Linked DNA regions of Homo sapiens: region 2 is linked to region 1. A link is a loop called in an ENCODE intact Hi-C map of the cell type or tissue named here. Cell type or tissue: PC-9. All regions are shown on one strand.

What was found. A loop is a pair of places that touch in the nucleus more often than their neighbours do. Peaks named below come from ENCODE experiments on the same cell type or tissue, not always from the same donor. Only the 100,000 strongest peaks of a DNase experiment are listed, where the experiment ranks them.
Region 2: it touches region 1 in a loop (4-fold over the local background); 1 of 110 quality-filtered maps calls a loop at or near these places.

What each region holds. Positions count from the first base shown.
Region 1 is chrX:16,020,713-16,024,712 of GRCh38, forward strand. No RefSeq gene overlaps it. Among named protein-coding and RNA genes, the nearest start is that of GRPR, 100 kb to the right of the region's middle. In PC-9, no CTCF peak of the experiment used is centred here; no DNase peak of the experiment used is centred here; H3K27ac peaks cover 1,933 bases.
Region 2 is chrX:15,945,775-15,949,774 of GRCh38, forward strand. No RefSeq gene overlaps it. Among named protein-coding and RNA genes, the nearest start is that of AP1S2, 93 kb to the left of the region's middle. In PC-9, no CTCF peak of the experiment used is centred here; no DNase peak of the experiment used is centred here; H3K27ac peaks cover 844 bases.

The sequences.
Region 1 (4,000 bases):
TAATTCAAGCAAGACTTATTCAGTTCCTACAACCTGTACTATACTGTTTAAGCTTGCAGGCCCGTATCTTGGTTTTCACTTCCTAGATACGTGGATGTGGAGAGGGTTCTTAATCTCTCTGGGCCACAGTTTCCCACTCTATAAAATGGGTAAATAAGACTTAGTCTCATAGGGTTGCTTTAAGGAATAAATGAATAAACCTATATAAAGTACTAGAACAGTCCCTGGTACAAGATAATCATTCAATAAATGATATAGAAGTTGACAATGATGCTAATGATGGAGATAGAGATGCTGGGTATTGTGGGTACAATTACGTAGAGGCAACAGCCTTTGCTATCCAGTAGCTAATGGGGGAGTATAGACAAAGAGACAATTTCAGTGCAGTAAGTTCTGAGACAGGGTGAGTACACAGGGTATCCAGTTTTGTCCTAGAGGGCATATTAGTTAGTGTAAAGTTGCTGTAACAGAGACCTCAAATACAGTGACATAAAGACTATAGAAGTGTATTTCTCTTTCACCTAATATTTCCGAAGTGAATAGTTATGTTAGTAATGTAGACTGACTCCTGTAACAAACAATTCCCAAATCTGAGAGACTGAAGACAATAAAATGCTTATTTCTTGATCACATCATGGTCTCATCAGGTGATTAGATAAGTGTCCTTCCTTGTGGTCATTTAGGAACCCAGGCTCCCTGGCTCTCTTTGGGTGACTTGTGTCTATAAAGTGGGGGAGAATGAATGGATTTTGAAGGATGACTAATTGCTGCCACAGGGATCCATTAATGGTATAATATAGCAGGAGGCCAGAACATGGGGAAATGGGGATGTGGGGATGACAAGAGGTAAGGCTGTAGAGGCATAGAGAGAACAGATCATAAAAGACCTTGAATGCCAAGTTAAGGAGGCTGGACATATATAAATGATAGAGGAATGGGGATAGGAATACAGTCTGGTTCTTTTTTTTTTAAGTTTTGAAAAGACACTCTGGCTGTAACATAAAGAGAATTTTGGAGAGACACAAGAGGGTACCAGTTAGAATCAAATCTATTACATTAATCGAGGCAGAAGATGATGGCTTGAATCAAGGTGGTATCTAATAGAGAAAATTAGATGGCTCTGAAGGGAATATCTTCAAGACTTGCAGACTAATGGACTAAGGAGAACTGGTAAGAATGACAGTGGGGACCATAATGACATCCTGCCAACAATTCTCTGACATGGGGAAACCAAGGAGGAGGGTATAGGAGGTGGGCCAAAGTGGGGCATTATAAATCAGGGTTTGACTTCATTGAGTTTCAGGTTACTTGGGAGTTTTCCAATGAAGCTGTCCAGTTGGTCTTTGGTGAAAGAGACATGGATTTCAGAAGACAGAGATCTATACTAGAACTAAGGTCCCGCAGTGTACAAATGGCAGTTAGAGCAATGGGAGTCACTAAAAGGATACCATGTAGAAAAGATACCATGTAGAATGAGAATAGAGTAGACCCAAGACAGAGGCTGGTGGAGCATTAGTGTACGTCATATAAAAGAGAGATCACAAAGGAGGCTTAAAGAGTGGCCAGAGGACTCAGAGAGGTCTCAAGAGAATGTGATATCAGAGAAACCAAGGAAAGACACGATTTCAAAAAGGACAGTCTAGTCAACAGTGTCATGTAAGAGAAACTGCAAAGAGCATCACTGAACTTATCCACAGTGACTTTACAAAGACCAATTTGTGTGGCTTGGTGGGAGCAGAAGCCAGACTGGGTGGACTGATAGGAGGGTGAAGGCTATGGAGGGCATATAACAAGTGCACACCACTCTTTCAGAAAGTCAGTCTTCAAAGAGGATGAGAGAAAGAGCCAGTAGCTTAGTGGAATATGAGGTTGAGGAATTTTGCTTTATGTACATAATGGGAGAAAACTATGCATGGCTGCCAACTAGAAAATGAGGTTGGGTGAAGATAAAGGTGAGAAAGGGCATAATAAATGGAGGTGGGAAAGGAATCAAGAGCATCATGGATGAGATTAGCCTTGAATATGAGTTCCCTTCCCCATGAGTCATTTCCTTTGTGGATGACTAAACAATAGAACTGTATTTCTTATACTGAGGGGAAATATATTTCCTTATAACTCTCATCTATTAGTCTTATTTCTGCTTCCTCAGCTCTTATATGGCTGCAATTCTGTTTCCTCTTCAGTTTCTTCTGTAAACATCCATAGTTCCTTCAAACATTTTTCATATGATTTGATCTCAAGCTTTCATTTGAGCAATGTTCAGCTTAAAATGTCAAGCCCAGAACTGTCAAAAAGCTTTCCAGATGTGGTTTGGCATATGCAGTACCAAGCCCACTGTTTATGTTTTCTTTCTTAATCTGAATATTAATATATTTAGTATTACACAATAATTGCAATTATGAGCAATTTTTTTCCTAAAAATGTCACACTATACAAACATTTCTTACGTGCTTATAAATAATTAAGACCCCCAAGTCTTTTTTCCAGAAACTGCTTTTTAACCAGATCTTCCATGTTAAAAGCTTAGTATGGGTCTCAAGTTTCTCTCTGCTAGTTTTGACTTATTCCAAGCTGTCACCCTATTGGATAGGAAATGGACTCTGACATCCAATATATTTTACTCTCTCCCAGTCAGTGCTATCAACTTCAACATTCACAATGCTGTTGTGGGAGGCAGAATTCTAAGATGATGCCCATGATTCTCACCCCCCGGTATCCACACTGTGGTGTAGTTCTCTCCCCTTGAGTGAGGGTGGAATCTGGGACTTGCTTCTAGATAATAAAGTATGGCAAACGTGAAGGGATTTTGCAGATGTAATGAAGGTCCCTTAGCAGTTGTCTTTGAGCTAATCAAAAGGGAGATTATCCTGGGTGGGCTTGACCTACCCAGAGGAGCCCTTTAAAAAAGGGTCCAGACCTTCTGGAAGATGAGACCTGAAGCAGGATGTCTCTTCTGATGATTTTGAAGAAACAAACAACCATACTGTAAACAAGCTATGGAATGGGTGGTCTCTAGGTTGAGAGCCTCAGTTCTCCAACCGCAAGGAACTAAACTCTGCCAACAACCTGAATGAGCTTGGAAGAAGTCCTTGAGTCCTATGATGAGACCACTGCTCCTGCCTTGATTGCAGAGGACCCAGCTAAAGCCCCACAAAACGGTGAGTTAATAAATGTATGTCGTTCTAAGCCACTAAGTTTGTTTTTCATTTGTTATGCATGATAGGAAATGAATGTACTTGTCTTGAGCATTACCGTCCATGTTTTGGGTAAGAGAGTTGGACTGCACAGGGAGAGAGCACTATCTGTTTGAGACTCCCTCCTCCACTTCTCACCTGTGGCTTCCATAGCATCCCTGATGCTATTTGCCCACCCAGGCTAATGAACTTCACTTGGTGAGAGGTAGAAAACATCACTGTAGTGCACCATATATTAGCTTCTGAGCCAGAAAAAAATAGAGGACATACTGAAAACCAGTTATGTTCGTATTGTATACTACTGTGGTACTTATTAACCATCCTGCTGACTCATTCTGTGACAAAGCACCTGAATCATGCATTAGCAGACCGTCTCTGTCATTGTGAGAGAGCCATTTGCCTCAAAATAAAGAATGTCTGTTAATATTCTGGGCAAACTTGAGACTCTTGACTGAGAGGCCAACCCTGCCCTCTCATTAGTACTTTGTGGGTGTCAAGACTTTCGTTAAAATTCCACTTCCTTTAATGTGGTCACCTTGGCATGCTTTTTGAATGAGTTTAGTGGCTTAGGGAGGATTGGTTTTTCCAAATACTAGGCAAGAATGCAGAAAGTAATTGGATTTGGTATACTTCGTAGCATTTCATCGGATTGCTTTGAGAAGAGCTCTTAAAGAAAGGCTTTATTTAAATCAGAACAAAGAGGGAGATTCAGCTGGAGGCACTGATGAGCTTCTATGGGATTCTATGACTAATGCTGCATGTCTATACCAGGCTTCCATGTAGACGGATATTATGACATTAGTGTG
Region 2 (4,000 bases), 75 kb before region 1:
CAATCTCTGCCTCTGTTGTCGTATGGCATTCACCCTGGGTGTCTCTTGTTTCCAAATTTTCCTCTTACTATAAGGATATCGGTCCCTGCTCCAATCCAGTGTGACCTCATTTTAACTTGATTACGCCTGCAAAGACCCTATTTCCAAATAAGGTCACATTCACAGGTACTGGTGGTTAGGATTTGCACATATCTTTTTAGGGGACACAGTTCTACCCACTTCATTTCATAGTGTTATAATTTCAAAGCTTTAGGCTGGCTTCTTAGATAAGTAGAGTTCAGTTCGCCTTTGGAATACAGAATGGGGTTGAAGGTTCATTTGTTTTGGATAAAACAAATACCCAAACAGGTTTTTCCCTTTCCTAGACATGAAGCAAAGATCTACAGCAGAACATAGAGATTTCTGAGCCTCCAGTGACATCAAGTAACCAAACTGTGCTGGATGTATATGAAAGCAGTTATCCATGTAGTCAAAAGTGTTTAAATCAGTGGGGTTTTTCTCAACTTTTTTTGACTCCTGCCAATAGTAAGAAATACAGCATGACTCAAAACATACAAATATTTGAATATACATGTATGATAGATATAACTGAAACAAATGTTTGTTCTGTGAAATAATATGTACATTTATTATTTGAAATGAACTCTGATATATTCTATTCTACTCTTTTTCATTATTTTTTTTCTCAGCACCACTAATGGGTTGCCACCTGCAATGTGAATAACACTTCTGGGTGATGTTTCTTCCCTAAGAAGGGATTTATAGATTTCAATACCTACATGTTATTACTTGTTCTCATGGAGGTGTTTGTGGATGGCGGGAATGAAAGGGAGGACTAATCTTCACCTTCTCAAGGAGTGAAAGGTTGTGGGAATTGAGCTCAGCTAATCACCTTGGTTCAATATAGATTGGACTGTTGGTGCCATACATGCATATTACTCAATTTTTTGTCAGACTTGGAAAAATGTACTGATGTTGGGCTATTGTGTTCCAATGTCTTCTTGGGAATCTTAGCACCAAGATTGGGGAATGGGGGTCGTCAATCATCTTGGAAAATCCTCAAACTGAAACCCAATCTTTGGGTGATGTCTTTAAGGGAGAAATAGAAAGGTCTTCTGGCACCTCTGACTCCAGGGAAGAGACAGCTCCAGGACATTTTTACTGATGCAGTGGAAAAAAGGCGGAAAGGGGAAAGGAAAGGGGAAAGGAAAGGGGAAAGGAAAAGGGAAAGGAAAAGGGAAAGGAAAGGGGAAAGGCAGGCGGTGGGGGTAGGGGGGAGGCGGAGTGAAGAATACGGTGAACTCTTTCAACCAGTGCTGAGGCCAGGGAGAGGGGCAGAGGTGCTCTTCAGGGACTAGCTGTGAGCTCTGTTTTAGGTCACTGTAATGGATGTGCTTGATTACCATCCAGATCCCCTTTAAGGGGCCATGTCCCTTAGCTGCTATGAGTGTTGCCTGTTAACAGCTCATAGCTGCCTTTCTCTGGAGAATTGCCCTGGGCATAATAGAAGTCTCCTCATCTGGGATGCCATGTCATCCCATCCCCCCAGAGGCTGTGGTCAGTGACTAACACAGCAGTACAAAATGTTGGCCTCCTTGCCTTCAAAATGCTACTCTCCTCTGGTGCAATGTATACTTCAGAGTGCTCTGCAGGATCAGGTTGAAACTGAACTCCCAGTGACAGCCCATGATCGCTCACTTTCTTCCCCTGCCTCATCTTGCTCTCCTCACTACTCTTCTCCTGAGCATTCTCCCCTAATAAACCACAGGCACAAGAATTCTGAAACCCAACCCAAGACAGTTGTAAATTCTTCAATTTGTAGTTTTATTATTACTCATTATTCTTTTCTTTTTTTATTACCTATTATTACTTTCTTCTTATTTTTTATTACTGCAGGCAACAGCCTTGCATTTCAGTCTGGTAATTAAGGAGGATGAGCAGGATCATGCTTTGGGCAAAGCAATACAAGGGAATGAAGCAGGAATGCAAAGTGAGTCCCGGAGGAAGTGTAGCCAGCAGCAGGGTGGAGGGAAGGAGTGGCCTGGAACCAGGAGGGGATTGAGTCAGCAGGAAACAACCAAGGCAGATTGTGGGAGTAAGCCTTCCCCTTTGTTTGTGAAGAGGATTCACAACAAAGCCTGGACTCCTACTGATAAGTGAGATGGGACTTAAATCATTCTAACTTGGGGAGCAGGAGTAAATGGAACTTATCTTGTCTGCATAGGCTGTTGGCATATTAGTTTCCAATTTCTGCTGTAACAAATTATCACAAACTGAGTGGCTTAAAGCAACACAAATTTATTATCTTACAGTTCTGAAGGTCAGAAGTCCAAAATGGGTTTGCAGGGCTGCATTCCTTCTGGGTGCTCTGAAGGAGGATCCATTTCCTTGCCTTTTCCAGCTTCTACAGGCCATCTGCATTCCTTAGTCATTGGTTCCTTCCTCTGTCTTTAAAGCCAGCAGAGCAGCATCTTCCCATCTCTCTCTGTTCCTCTACCTCTGTCATCACATCTCCTTCTCTCTGACTATGACTCCTCTTGTGTCGCTTTTACAAGGACCCTTGTGAATACATTGGGCATACACAGGTAATCCAGGATAATCTCTCCATCTCAACATCCTTTATTTAATAACATCAACAAAATTCCTTTTGCCATGTAAGGTCACATATTCACAGGTTCTCAATGTTAGGTCATGGGCATCTTTCCAGGACTGGGTGGGGCATTACTCTGCCTCTCACAGTCGGGGAGGCCCGGGCACAAAAGTTATACTTGCAGCTGGGCATGGTGGCACATGCCTGTGATCCCAGCACTTTGGGAGGCTGAGATGGGAGGATTGCTTGATTCCAGGAGTTTGAGACCAGCCTGGTCAACGTAGTGAGACCCCGCCCATCCCTATTTTTTAAAAACTTATACTTACCTTTCAAGATATGGCTTCATGTTCAATGCCTAGAATTGGTTTTCCTGAGTTAACAATGGCTAATTATCTAAAGACTGGTCTTGCAATACTATCTGCACCAACTTCCCACTCTTTTAATGTAAGATTTAGTCTCTGCCAGGGCTTGGATCTGGACCAAAGTAGACCTTGCTGCCATTTCCAAGGCTATGGTTCAGTGTCACACAGGCCCTGAGAGTACAGGAGCTATGTGACATGGCTGTGCCTATCCACGGGCACGGCTTTCTTCTGGATGATTTGACAAGGGCAGAACTGTGAGCTGACTCTTTTTGGCCATTAAGAGTGTCTATGTATATTCGGCTGATAATTTATAGCCACTGATGAAGCAGGGGGAGTTAGAAAAAAAATCACCATCAGCCCCACATCAGTCTCACTCTCAATCTCTCTCTTTTCCCCTGATTTGTCACATATTACACTTCTTTATACTTTTTTTCAACATCAAAATCAGGTTCAGGGCTCCATACATAGTTTATATTCCATGCAAATGAATCCCAGAACGACTGTTTACTAAGACACTAAGATAAGGTGGCATATGCTTTCTTTCTCTGTTAAATAAAAATTACTTTATGGAAAGCAATTCATGATTAATGTCAGCCAAAGGAGGAATGGTGTCAGACAGTACTGTCATTTGATATTGGTAATTTTCCCTTTGCCTTCCTCAAATTACTGTCAAAGATCACTGAGAGTGAAGTTAGTTAGACATTATTTTGCCCAGTAAAGTATGTCTGGCTGAACAATTTCCTGTTTCCTATGTGTGCATTGCTGTCCTGATGTGAAAGAAATTATTGAACCTTCAGCAAGGGCTGTATGGTGTCTTCTGTTCCTCATACCTTGAGTTCATGCTTTTGAGTACTCCCTGTCATGAATGTCCTTGGCCTTCTTTCTCTTTCCCTCTATCCTGTTCAGGATTTCCATCCACTGTATTCCTTATGTTCTTCATTCATTCTAATGCCTCTTAACTGAACAGGAGCCTGGCCACCACATGGATGGTTTGGCAAGAGCTAAAGCTGGAAAGCTAGGCTGCTCTACTTTTAAGATAGAGTATCTC